Linked DNA regions of Homo sapiens: region 1 is linked to region 2. A link is a loop called in an ENCODE intact Hi-C map of the cell type or tissue named here. Cell type or tissue: dorsolateral prefrontal cortex. All regions are shown on one strand. Links, peaks and the distances in the headings refer to the core of each region. The heading gives the core; the rest is flanking DNA.

The links. Hi-C counts contacts between places; a loop is a spot of excess contacts. Peaks named below come from ENCODE experiments on the same cell type or tissue, not always from the same donor. Only the 100,000 strongest peaks of a DNase experiment are listed, where the experiment ranks them.
Region 1: it touches region 2 in a loop (2.1-fold over the local background); 2 of 110 quality-filtered maps call a loop at or near these places.

What each region holds. Positions count from the first base shown.
Region 1 is chr3:42,274,070-42,280,462 of GRCh38, forward strand. No RefSeq gene overlaps it. Among named protein-coding and RNA genes, the nearest start is that of CCK, 11 kb to the left of the region's middle. In dorsolateral prefrontal cortex, for the core only: no CTCF peak of the experiment used is centred there; a DNase peak (open chromatin) is centred at 3,772; H3K27ac peaks cover 3,723 bases.
Region 2 is chr3:42,368,439-42,376,302 of GRCh38, forward strand. It overlaps a transcript of LYZL4 not described here. Among named protein-coding and RNA genes, the nearest start is that of LYZL4, 38 kb to the right of the region's middle. RefSeq lists an enhancer at 1,201-1,829. In dorsolateral prefrontal cortex, for the core only: no CTCF peak of the experiment used is centred there; a DNase peak (open chromatin) is centred at 3,533; H3K4me3 peaks cover 6 bases; H3K27ac peaks cover 2,793 bases.

The DNA.
Region 1 (6,393 bases), core at 1,394-6,393, 94 kb before region 2:
GATAAAGTCAATGCACATACAAGCACATCAATAAGTATCAAAGAAATACACACACACACACACACACACACACACACACAGTCTCCAAATGGAAGCATAAAATACAAAATGTTCTCTATTTTACTTTTTTCACTTAAAATATGTATTTGAGTTAGGTCAGTTTATACTGTTAGCATAATTCTACCTCAATATCTGTAAACTATTCCATTGTATGGGTGTACCTGAATTCATCTAGCCAGGGCCCTATTCATAGAAATTTAAGTAGCTTCCAATATTTTCCAATTATAACCAATGCTTCTTGAATATACATCATTCTGTACATGCACAAGTTTACCTATGGGATGAGTTTCTGGAAGTGGAACTGCTGAGTTAAAGCATATGTACATTTAGCATGTTGGTGAATATTGCCAAGTTGCTCTCTTTGGCAGTTGTTCCCAACTGTCAAAGAGAGCATCTTTATCTTTTTTTTTCTCAGCCCTTTTATTATAGAATGTATTTTATATTTGTATTAGTCCATTTTCACACTGCTTATAAAGACATACCTGAGACTGGGAAATTTACAAAAGAAAGAGGTTTAATTGGATTTACAGTTCCAAGTGGCTGGGGAAGCCCCACAATCATGGCAGAAGGCAAGGAGGAGCAAGTCACATCTTACATGAATGGCAGCAGGCAAAGAGAGAGCTTATGTAGGCAAACTCCCGTTTTTTAAAACCATGAAATATCATGAGACCCATTCACTGTTACCAGAACAGTGCAGGAAAGAGCCACCCCCATAATTCAATCACCTCCCACTGGGTTCCTCCCTGGACATGTGGGAATTATGGGAGTTACAATTCAAGATGAGATTTGAGTGGGGACACAGAGCCAAACCATATCAATATTTATATTATATTTGGGCATTATATTGATTTTTAAAAATATCGTGGGTATAGCATCAAAGATAAACAAAACTGGACAGTAGTTAAGGTGATAAGGACAGGTTTTAATCAGTGATATTTTATTGCAATAGGGAAAAGAGTCAAGCGTGAACTGAATGCAATTTGAATTTGTAGAGAGGTGACCGGATGTTTTAAAGGGAGAAGAGGGAATAGGAAGGAGGTTAAGCAGGATTTCAATAGAGTCAGGAAAATGAAAAATTACAAAAAGTGGGACACAGGTGATGGTGGGGGGTGCAATGGTCCATTTGAAACCCATCTGGGCTTGTAAACTGGTACTTTTCAAAGTCAGGCTCTTACAGTAAATTCTTTTAGCGACCTTGAGTTTTCTCAGGGAGGCACTTTAAGAGGGAAGGAAGGTAGAGGTATCCTAAGAATGTGGCCTTGAGCTGTTAGGAACTATGTTAGTGCTTGTTCAAGTCTTTATAGGCCAAGGTTGGGGCCTAGTTGAGAAGGGCTCAGAGGAACCTGGCTAGAGTTTGGTCAAGGAGACAGCCTTTGTTAGTAGGTATATTATAACCACTATAAATGCCATTTTAGGATGATAAAGGAAGAGTGTGAAATATCTGTTGTCAAAAGTGGTTGTGGAGTCAGATGGGGATAGGAATCCAGATCTTAAAAGTATGGACATCACACTCCACCTGTTTCCTGCCATGATAACTCAACATAGGGAAAGTAGAAGAGCAAAAGTTTGGATCAGGGATTGAAGGCAGGGGCTCCAGCAAAATGGGATGCAGTGTGGGGGTCTAGGGGAATGGGGCCAGAACATGGTCACCAAGACAGAGAAGTGGTGTAGAAAGATCACTGAACACATCTGTTCTTCCTCCTCACTGTGCTAACTATTGACCATTAGGCCAGACCACACCAATCAACCTGTGCTTGGCTTCTCCTAGACAAGCCTAAGAGCCAAGGGTAGAAAGCAAGTTCCCAGATTTCAGCAGGGAGGTGGACAGTGCCAGCGTGGGAAGTTCTCTGGAGGTCCAGGGTTTTAGAAAAAGCAAGTCTGGGGCTACTTTGCATAAGGATAATGCTGAGCAGTGCCCAAAGGGCATGTTGGTGGAGAAAGTCACCACAAGAAAAAGAGAAAAAAATGTCATGCTGAAGAGAAATGGTATTTGGATGGCAGGAATTTTACCATGAAAGTAAAAGTTCTATTTAGATTTTTAAAACATCCATTCCTTAAGGAATAGCATGAACCTCCAGCATGTGCAACGAAATGAAATGCTAAAAGTTGGCAGCTTGGAAATGAGGGGTCTGTGCACATATTTTCCTAGCATCCAGAATGATGAGCAAAGGAAGGAGATTGTTTACCATCTTCCTCAACATCCCCAGAGATGGCTGGCAACAGACGGGCCTCCAGATGAATGAAGGGCTTCTGAGTGCTGGGTGCAGGGTCTACTGAGAACTTGAAGAGGAGTGAGAAAGTGATTTTTATCTGCCAGATTGCATTTCTTATGTAAGTTGCTGGAGCTTGAAGTTGAGAGGAAAGAGACTCAGTCTTCAAACAAGAATCTTGGTTTACATTTTGGGTCTCTGTCTTGCTTTGCATACCTCCCCACAACCCCACAAGAAAACCAGACTGTTAGATGAAGACCTAGATGCAGGTGGTATATTTGGGAGAGCACCCCAGAGAGCTGAACTGAGGAGGTGGAAAGTGAGACAGGAAAGCGAGAAAAGTCAATAACTTGTGAGTTAACAAGCAGGTGACTGCTGGTGACAACTGGGGCTCAGTCCTGCCTGGGCTCCTTTGAGAAGATGAATGCCCTAGAATTGTCCCACTGGAGCATTTATCCATGGCCTCTACCTCCTATTGTTTGAGGGTTACTCCAGCAGGCAGGGTTGGGAGAGGCCTGCTAGTGCTAAGACAGGCAGAGGAGAAAGGTGCTGCTACTCAGTGTGGGAAGACAGAAGCCTGTCTTGAAATAGTCTCCTGCAGCTGCAGGTGAACCAGAGTGGGTGGAGGGGCCCTGGGGTGCAGCATCAACAGTGTCTCCCACAGCCCCTAAGCACAAACCTCAGGAAAGACCCTATTACATTCTCAAACTGCAAAAACACACAAGTGTAACTCTTTTGTTCTTGGTTTTGGGGAAACATGTACACCAAGACATACAAATATTTTGCCCTGGAGAAATGCTCAAGAAATATGTTCTTTTTTCCATGCCAGACACTGTTCTCTTTCCTCTCTGACCCTGGGAATTTCATAGTGAAAATGATACTAGATTTGAGTCCTAGGTCTCCCATCCACTCTCTGTGTAACTTAGAGCAAGTAACTGTGGTTTTGTGACCCTGCATTTGTACAACTGTCAAATGAGGTGGATAGGAATCAGTCCCTAGAACATTGTGAGGTCTGAAGGGGCTAAACTACAGCCATGTGAGATGAGGCCTTAGGATCAAGAAAATTTGCATTTTTGGTCATTTTCCACTTTCAGCTCTTAGAACAAAAAGGCTGGTCTCTGAATAAGACATTGAGGAAGAAACAGCCCATGGGAGGGTGGTATAGAGGTGACAGGCATCTTGGGACTATCCCGGTTATGTAAGTCCATCCCAAGGCTCCGGAGTGCCATCACTCACTCTCTTTTATGAGAACAGTGGCTTCTTGAGGTAAAAGCAGAGGGAAAACAACACTAAAAGCTCAAGTCCACTAAAACGATAAAGTTGCAGGAGGTTTATTCTGGGCTCCCTGTGGACGACCCCTTGTATGATGAGATGCTAATTTTAAAGATAAATTATGGATGCAGAGAGCAGGAGAGAAAGTGCAGCTATTTCTTGGCAGCCCTAATTGCTGCGAGAGGTGCCAGGCTGCTAAAGGCATACGCATGTACTGTGCACACAGCCGAGAAAATCAGAAGCCAGGAGCGGGGTTTGTTATCAGCCAAAGCCCTGGAACTTACAAAGCAATCTGTTTTCCTTGAGAAGACACAGATGGCCCTACAGGGTTGGTTTAGAGATGCTGCTGGTTTCATGGATGTGTTATGTTTCTTTTTCTTCTGCTCGTAACTATTTTCTTTCTTGCTTTAAAAAGGACCATACCATAGGCAGTGTGATTGGGAAGAGCTTGCCTTTACACAGCAGGCCTGCAAATATTAACATAGATGCTTTATCAGATGCTGGGTGCCCTGCCCACATCTATTCTCCAGGGTTGGCCTGACTTCCAGCTCCCTGCCCCTGTGACTCTTTGCTCCAGTGTTCTTTCTGGAGTGGGGACCCAGGTTTCAAGTGTTGGAGGATTATTGCCCTGTGGGAGCAGCCCTCAACCAATAACTAATGGGAATTGGTGGAGAGTTAACTCAGCTCTCCCATCCTTCCAGAGGTTCACAGGCCATGTTCTATGTTGGCTCCTGGAGTTCCCCAGTAGGACCCAACTCCAGTGGCCCTTGATGGTAGCATGTGCAGAAATGTGCCCTTTAGTGGTGGAAATTCTCTGCCCTGTCTCACTTCTTCATTTTCATATCTATGTTTCCTGGGATCACCTCCCAAATAAATCACTGGCCCTCAAAGCTTTTGCTCAGCATCTACTTATGGGAAAATGCAAGCTACAATGGTTGAACTTTCAGCTTCCATCAACTTGAGACATGTTCCAGAGTTTAAAATATTCTTCACTTGTATTACCCCTGTCCACAGGCAATGAATCTCCTGCTGGCCACGTGGCTAAGAGACTTGCACAGTCCTAGGATCCTTGATAAATGGGGCAGGTGTTTGGCTTTGGAGATTTTACTTCGGCCAGGGGCCAGGGACTGATGTGTGGATGTGAACACTAAGACTTATCTTTGCAGGTTGAGAAGATTGCTTTTATACAAGTTGATAAACCATTTGCTGAATGTTTCATGGCCCCTAATGTTCCCTCAGGGGTGGCCTTACCCCAACATTCAGACCCTCATCCTTTCTTTAGGGGCCCCTAAAATATGGTTTGGCTCCGTGTCCCCACTCAAATCTCATCTCAAATTGTAATCCCCACATGTCGAGGGAGGGACCTGTAATCCCCACCTGTTGAAGGAGGGAGGTGATTGGATCATGGGGGCCGTGTCCCCCATTTTGTTCTTGTGATAGTGAGTGAATCCTCACAAGATCTGGTTTTAAAAGTGGCAGTTTTTTCCTGTATTCTCACTTCTCTCTCTTGCCACCATGTGAAGAAGGTCCTTGCTTCTCTTTTGTCTTCTGCCATGATTGTAAGTTTCCTGAGGCCTCCCCAGCCATGTAGAACTGTAAGTCAATTAAACCTCCTTGGTTCATAAATTACCCAGTCTCAGGTGGTGTCTCTATAGCAGTGTCAGAATGGACTAATATAGTAAATTGGTGCCAGGAGTGGAGTACTGCTATAAAGATACTCAAAAATGTGGACACAGCTTCGGAACTGGGTAACAGGCAGAGGTTGGAACAGTATGGAGGGCTTAGAAGAAGACAGGAAGATGTGGGAAAGTTTGGAACTTCCTAGAGACCTGTTGAATGGTTTTGACCAAAATGCTGATAGTGATGTGAACAATGAAGTCCAGGCTGAGGTGGTCTTAGATGGAGATGAGGAACTTATTGTAAACGGGAGTAAAATTTGCTCATGCTGTGCTTTAGCAAAGAGACTAGTGGCATTTTGCCACTGCCCTAGAGATCTGTGAAACTTTGAACTTGAGAGAGATGATTTAGGATATCTGGTGGAATAAATTTCTAAGCAGCAAAGCATTCGAGATGTGACCTGGATTATTCTGAAAGCATTCGGATTTATGTGTTCACAAAGAGATGTTTTGAAATGGTAACTGATGTTTAAAACAGAAGCAGAGCATAAAAGTTTGGAAAGTTTGCAGCCTGATGATGCAATAGAAAAGAAAAACCCATTTTTCTCAGCAGAAATTCAATCTGGCTGCAGAAATTTGCATATGTAATGAGGAGGCAAATGTTAACAGCCAAGACAATGGGGAAAATGTCTCCAGGGCATGTCAGAGATCTTGGTGGCAGCCCCTTCTATCACAGGCCTGGAAGCTTAAGAGGGAAAAATGGTCTTGTGGGCTGGACCTAGGGCCCTGCTGCTCTGTGCAGCCTCAGGACTTGGCACTCTGCATCCCAGCTGCTGCTGTTCCAGCTCAAGCTGGTGTTAAAGGGGGCCAAGGTACAGCTCAGGCCATGACTTCTGAGGGTGCAAGCCCCAAGCCTTGGCAGCTTCCATGTGGTGTTGGGCCTGGGGATGCGCAGAAGTCAAGAATTGAGGTTTGGGAACCTTTGCCTAGATCTCAGAGGATGTACGGAAATGCCTGGACGTCCAGGCAGAAGTTTGCTGCAGGAGTGGAGCCCTCATGGAGAACCTGTGCTAGGGTAGTGTGGAAGAGAATGTGAGGTTGGAGCTCCCACACTGAGTCCCCATTGGGGCACTGCTTAGAGGAGCTGTGGGAAAAGGGCCACTGTCCTCCAGCCCCCAGAATGGTAGTTCCACTGACAGCTTGCACTGTGCACCTGGAAAAGCTGCAGACACTCA
Region 2 (7,864 bases), core at 1,514-6,513:
TGCAGGTGTATACCACCTTCTTTTTCACTTACAAAATGAACTCATGACATATATGGAATTTTATAACCTGCTTTTTTTCCCTTTCACAATCTGAGAATACTTATGCATGTATTTAAGTGATTTCTTTTTATTTAGCTAATATTCCATTGTTGGATAGATTTTTTTTTCAAATTTCTATCAATAATGCTATGAGAACATTTTTGTAAATAAGGGCACCGTATTGCTCAGCCAAAAGGTGTGCATATGTTTAAGACTTTCAATATGCGCCCAGATTGCTTTCTAGAAAGGTCTTCTCTAACTGCATTCTAACCAAGTACAGCAAAATGGCAGTTCACCCATAGTATATTCACCCATCTGTATATTATCATTTAAAAAAATACTTGCCATTTAGTAGATTAAAAATGTGTTCTCGTTATTGTTTTAATGTACTCCCTCAGCTGCTAATGAGTTTGGCAATTTTTTTATTTGTTTATTGGCCACTTGTGGTTCTATTGTGAATTGCCTATTCACATTCTTTACTCGTTTTTCACTTGGAATGTTCATCTATTTCTTATTGATTTGCAAGCCTCCATCCAATTTTAATGAAAAGCTTAAATCCCCAGCACAGCTGTGAGAAATGCTGATGGCTGCAGTTCTCTGCAGATTTAATTGTTTTAATAAGTTCCACAAAGACTCAAAGCCTAATGAAGGTATAGATCTGATCTGTGGGGCTTAGAAAAGCTATGTAATTAGAAGTTTCCTTTCTCAGTCAAAAGCCAACTATATTTATCAGTTTAACTTCCTACTTTTTTCCTATTTTGAAAAATAATACATTTAAATATATCCTACTGGTCTTGGCGGCATGGTAGGGAGGGCATCAGAACAATGTCTGGTTGTTATGTAACTCTCCAATTAATTTAGGGTCTTATTTTCTCTTTTGGTTTCATATTTTGTCTTTAAAGTGAAGGCTTCAGATCTCTTTGGTTCATTTCTGCTTTAGCTGCCTCTGGAACCTGAAGTGAGGCTGTCACCTAGCAACCAGGGCTCTGCTTATAGAAACAGAAGACTTGGCCCTGGCCAAGAGAGGAAAATCACCAGTTGGAATAAAAAGTTTTATGTTTGAACTAGAGAGCAGCCAAAGGTGCAGCGCCTAGCAGGATGCAGTCGCCAAGCTGTCCTCCCAGAGGAACCCCAGGCTCTCGGAGGCCCAGACACAGAGTTGGGGAGGGCTGATGGCTTCAGCATCAAACTTTGGGAGCTTTGCTCCCCATCCGGAGGGGCAATGGCAAGTGGAATGCTTTCGACTTGGATCCAGAAAAGAGGTTTTAACTCCCCTACCCCACAACCCCTGCATGATCTGATCTCTTGGGACCCTGGTCAGTTCTGGGGGGCCACAAGGCTTGAGGCTTCATGCAAGCATTTGGGGATGCAGGCTGCTCCCTTCGAGTTCAGTTTTATCACCTGGGTCTGAGCAGGAATATGTACTGGGCGTGGTGATGCATACCTGTAATCCCAGCTACTCGAGAGATAGAGGTGGGAGGACTGCTTGAGCTCAGGAATTCAAATCCAGCCTGGGTAACACAGCAAGACCCCATCTCAAACAAAACAAAACAAAGACTCCAGGGGCTCCCACGCTGTGAAGCTGGGGGATAATATTAACACTTCCAGGATGTTCTGCATCCATCATCAGATGTAAGGAAAACCTGGAGTAACTAGAGTTCTGGAGTCACTAAGATTCTGAGTAGAGGAAGGGACTCTAGCTGGCTTGCTGGACTTCAGTATACTGCAATCCCACTGGCAACACTGCCCCTATTTAGTAGTTACAGCATTTTCCCTTGAAACCCCACCCCCTTCCCACACAGACACCACCCACCCCCAACCATGGACTCCCACCTCCTTATTTTTCCTTCTCTTTCTCCAGGACATGCCCTGGCCAAGGGAATATTACTGAGCCTGATCAGAACACAGGCCTTAAATATTCTTCTGTGGTTTGGCTTGCTCTTCTGCCCTCTGTTATGAAAATAAAAGTCCCAGGTAGCCCCTGGTCCAGGGAGAACAAAGAGATACGTATTACAGACCTAAACTCAGCTGTGGCCTGAAGTAGAGTCATGCCAGCCAATCTCCAGGCCAATGAAAAAGAAAAATGAAATGTTTGTTGTTGTGAACCACTAAGATTTGGGGACTATTTGTTAGGCAGCTTTATTGCAGCAATACCTAACTAATACACTGCTCATTACTCACTACCACTATTTCCTTCTACATGTCCCGATACTTGTATCTTCTGAGGCCCACTTAGTCAGCTTTTCTTTCAAATCTTCAGGCTTTACTACATTCTTCTAATAAATTCCTCTCTTTGCTAAAGTTAGTGGGAATGGATTTCTGTTGCTTGCAACTCAGAATGCTGACTGGTAGAGTTCGTCTACTAAATCTCCTCTCCAGAATTGACTATGCCTCCATCTGAATTCAGAACCTTCCTCATACGATCTGAATGGTCATTTCCAGCCTTTTCCCCATCTCCTTTTGTCTTTAGGGAGCCTCGGCTGCATCCAACCGAAACAACCTGTGTCCTGAACAGGTTTCCCTGTTTCCTCCCTGGAGGACTTTGCACACATTTGGTCTGGTGGCAGCATTCTCTCTATCTTCAACTGCTGAGTCCTGTGAATCTTCTAAACATCACCTCTTCGAGGAAGTCCTTCCTGATTCTCCCCTGGAACTCCCATCTCCCCTCTGTAATACTGGATGCACTTGCCCTAGTTGTCCTAGTCTGGATGGTGCCTATCTTTCTCTAAAGAGCTGCTGTGGTTTATTGCCTTACTAGAGGAGAATTTATGGAGACCAGCACTCAGGGGTGGCAGAGAAATCCCAAATCTTTTTCAATGTCACTCATCCCCATTAATCACTTTCCAGTGGGATTTCCTGACACTTGAAATCAAGGGTCCTGTGTTGTCTACTTTTGCATTCATATGCCAAGCTCAGGGCCTGGAACAAGGGTGTACTCTAAAGGGTTATTTGAATGCAGGAATGAACAAATGCCCATCTTTTCTAGAATCTGAGTACATAATAGAAATATATTCCTGGCCAATCACGTGGTTCTTTTGATCTGGATGAAACATAGCCATGATTTTTTCACCTTGTCCAAAGATGAAGTTGGGTCTTGGACAACTGCCAAGACCTGGGTGTCAACCACAGACCAAATATTATTGAGAAACATCCAAATGAAGCACCCAACACTTAAAATTCACTCAGTTCTTAATGTTACAGTTGATGGGACCACAATGGCCTATGCTTGCAGGCTCAGTACATATAATCCATGAAACTGAGGTTTGGTGTAGGGAAGCAGGAATCTGAAACCCATGCAGACAATAAAGGGAAGGATGGGAACTGGACTCCAGACTTCCAAATTGTCAGTTCTCTATTCCTTACAAGTAGTAGAAGTTTCCATGGCAAAACAGACTAGAGAGCCTCCAAGCTGGGTTTTTCCATTGGGTCTTCCTACACAGCCTGTTAATAGGGCGGGCATCACCGTTCCTGTGCCAACCTCCACAGTCACAAAGGCTGCTATTCTGTGGCCAGGAGGATTCTTAAAATAATAGTGCTGCCTGCCTCTGTGGGCTGGAGCCAGCTGTCTCAGCACAATTGGTTCCTGAACTACAATTTCCTACTTCTGGTGATAATTGGTGTCATAGTAACTGGTCAGCCACGTCCATTTCTGTCCTGGTAGCCAGGGCTTGGTCAGGCAGGGGAGAGACCCAGAGTGAAAAGAATCAGGTGAGCATCATGTGATGGGATAGGAAAGACTTTTGGAACCAGAAAGATTCGAATTCAAATCCTAACTCTGCCACTTGCTGGTTCTGTGGGCTCCATTTTCTCATTTGTCAGGTGCGAGTGATCACTGCACCTGCCTCAAAGAGTTGATGTGAGATGAATACTGTGTCTGACATATAGTGATGGTTAGTGAATACTGTGTTACTGCATAAAATAAGAAAGAGGGCTGCCAGAGGCAGACCCTGAGACAAGGAGTTGATTTGGAGGTGATTCTGGGAAACACCAGTATGACAGTGGGGAAGTGAGTTACAGAAAGGAAGACAGTGATGCAGCAGGCTTTAATGTGTAGGTTACCCTGAGAACAGTGAGAGTTCAGTCCCACTGGGCACCTTTAAGAGTCAGGGTGGAGCATGCCTCAGCATTGTCCCCCCCAGCAAAGGGTGAGGAAGTTGAGGTATTTATCCACCCCAACTCCCACCCACCAGTGGTCATGGCTGCTGGGGAGTGGGGCTTAACTTTCCAGCACAACTTGCTCTTTGCAACAGCTTAATGGGCTTAAGAAGCCTGAGAAAGCCTGCTTTGGGCAGCAAGTTGCAGCTGCTGGCAATTGACATATGGGGTCCATGTGCATGGGAAAGATCACTGTGGGGCACCCACAGCATGTATTACAAGGGTCCAAAGCTCATCAGGAGAAACCAGGGCTGTCATACTATGTCTGAACTGGGCTAGAATTAGGATGCATGGCTGGGTGTGGTGGCTCATGCCTGTAATCCCAGCATTTTGGGAGGCTGAGGAGGGCAGATCCCTTGAGGTCAGGAGTTTGAGACCAGCCTGGCCAACATGGTGAGACCTTGTCTCCACAAAAACCAAAAAAAAATTTTAGCAGGGCATGGTGGCGAGTGCCTGTAGTCCCAGCTACTCGGGAGGCTGAGGTAGGAGAATTGCTTGAACCCTGGAGGCAGAGGTTGCAGTGAGCTGAGATTGCACCACTGCACTCCAGCCTGAGGGACAAGCAAAACTCTGTCTCAAAATAAAAACAAAAAAAGAGTTAGGATGCAAAACCTAAAAGCTTGGAGCTGGTGCGGAGAGCCTGGGGAGGTGGAAACTGAGTCAGGAATGAGGTGAGGGTCCTGGACATTTGTCATCAGCTGCCTTGGAAGCCCCAAACCCTATATTCCTGGGTGCCAGCCACATTTGTAGCAGATCAGCTTTCTCTCTATTGGGATGACCTAGGGCAACATGGGACTGTGTTGAGAGAATTTCTTACTCTTTCCAAAACACAAGGGTTACTATTTCACACACACACCCTTACCCAGCTCTTAGTACAAGCTGTTTAGCTTTAGCCATAGCATGGGCGTGGGGGAGGGTGTGCATGTGTGTGTGCAGGTCCTTGGGGGAGAACCTTAAGAACGACCACTTTTCTCATTGCCGGCAATGACTACAGATTGGGCTAAGCTGAATAGCACACTAAGACATGCACAATCAGGAAGGGATGAAGAATGGAATTAAGAAGCCCTGTGCATCAGAAAGTGGCTGAATTCTGTGTGAATCCTCCCAAAGCACACCTTCCCTTAAAGGTCAGTAGATAGAAGCTTTTTGAGATGCCTTAAGCTGTTAAAGTCCAGTGTCAGAAATTCCCACTGGGTTTGAATTTCAATGGATTACTTGAGTTCCCTGAATGCTTTGCAGACAGAAATAAAAATACATGTATATATTTGCTAATATGTATATATATATGGGTTAGGCTTTGTGACTTCTAAATGTAAGGATAATGAAATGAAAAAGTAAGACCAAAATGCCTCATCATCCTCATGGAAAAAACACCCAGGAAAATAACTTTTAGAAACCGAGTTCCCAGTAGAGCGTTCCTCGAGGTTTATAAATTTACTGATAATAGTTATCATTATTATCACAATGATAATTCTCAGTATTGCTATTTTAGCAAGTACCATTGTTTAAGAACCTTCCATCTGCTCCTTATCTTGCTTTTCATATATCTTATTGCATTGAAAGCTCAGGAATTAAGGTGTGAGGAAACAAAGGCACTGAAAGGTTGATCGATTTGCTGTGGGTTGCAGAGCAAATCAGTGGTAGAGCTGGGATTCAGCAACAGACTTTTCTGGTTCCAAAACCTGTACTTTAAATTATTCACTCCAAGTGCAGGGGGTGACATAGTTGAAATGGATTTCTTTTTAGTGGTAAAATGTTATTCTTGTAAGTACTTCTTGACCTCTTCATCTATTCTTCACTGTAGTCAGAATTTTCATCCCCCACAGCACAGTACTTTTCACCCAGCTTTGGGATTTAGTGATGGTTTCATGCCAACCAACTGTCGAGGCCACCGATATCCTGAGCCAGTATGAATTAATTTGAAGTTACACTTACGACTTGGGAGATTTAATATCAAAATCAGGATTTCTAGCTGTTTTTGAAAAATTACAGAATCAACAACACTGATACGGCCCTCCCTTCAGCTCACCTCAGTCCCCACCTGTCCCTGCTGTATCCTCGCCACTGGTGCCAAGTGACAGGAGCCACAGAGCATCACACCTTGCATTGTGTATTTTCTTACAATAAATTAAGTTTTTCTAATTGCTCCTCAATTATTTTCTCTCCTTTCTGGCATTCATAGTATTTGACTTTTTTTAAAACTTTTTTGAGACAGGGTCTCACTCTGTTGCCCAGGCTGGAGTGCAGTGGCATGATCACAGCCCACTGAAGCCTCAACCCATCCTCCCACCTCAGCTCCCCTGAGTGGCTGGGACTAAAGGGGTGCACCACCATACCTAGCTAATTTTTTGTATTTTTAGTGGAGACCAGGTTTCACCATGTTGCCCAGTCTGGTCTTGAACTCCTGGGCTCAAGCAATTCGCCCACCTCAGCCTCCCAAAGTGCTGGGATTACAGGTGTGAGCCACTGTACCTGGCCTAGTATCTGACTTTTTGGTGCCTAAAAATCAAGGATCCCCCCGCCTCCACAAGCAGTTCTTCAGCTACACCAAGAGCCATTCTGAGTTCTATCCTGTCTTCTCTCCTGTGCTCTTATCCTGCTGAATGGCACAAAGACACCAACTCAGCTTCAGACAGACTTTTGTAGAATAGTCGATCTAACCGTTGTTATTGTGACATCCAGCAACTTCCTCAGCCTCTCTAGCTTCTGCTTTCCTTATTTGGAAAACAAGCCCTGGTTACTTTACCTAAAGACAGTCAAAAGTCAAGCCAAATGGCTAAGTTTGCCCAGTACACTGGGAGCCATCCTGCCAAATGAGCGAGCCACCAAATTATCTGATTCTTTTAAGTATTCTGTTCTCATTAGCCAGCTTTCATCTTGTCTACATAATAGGATTTTATGAAATATGCAACTTGTGTCTGCCTTAGCACTCTGCTCTTCGACTGAAGACTGAAGTACCCAGAGAGAGGGAAGCTGAGGGAAGAGCCGGGGAGACAGGACTAGAGAGGCAGGCTGGGGGCTGAGGAGGCATAAGGAGAACACATTCATGAAAATATGCTCTGTAATATGAACAAGAAAGCATGAGGAATATGCTCATCAGAGTTCTCCTTATTAAAGAATATATTATGCTTCTCTTTAGCCCTTTGACTCCCCCTCTTTATCTTCAGGCTCCACCAGCAGCAGCAGAAAGCAGGAGCGGGGACATTGGATGTTCTTTTAAGACATTGTTATAAAGATGGAATGAATTCAGTCAATTGGGAAATATACTAGTACTTTCCTTACAGGATTGTGGGAAGGATTAAAGGAGCTAATGATTCTGAGGTGTGTATCGACAGCACCTCACAGTGACTCCTGTTATCACACTACTCAGAATGGCACCGCCTGCCACCCAAATCCACAATCCTCCCCACCTTCATGTGCCATCAAAACCAAGATTCTACCCACATAAGGGCGACTAAAACAGACCCCTCAAGGTTGTGGAAATGAAGGAATTAAGGATGTCCTGAGAGTTAAGCCATAAAATCAGCTCATTAAGGAATGTGCAGAAGTGCAGAGGCCCAAGAACAAGTTCCAGGCCTGCAGTGGAATCCACCCTTCGCAGGGAGAATGGGACCATTGATGGAGGCCATGGCTGACCAGGGAAGCCTGAAGGTGGGGAAGTAGAGGCTGA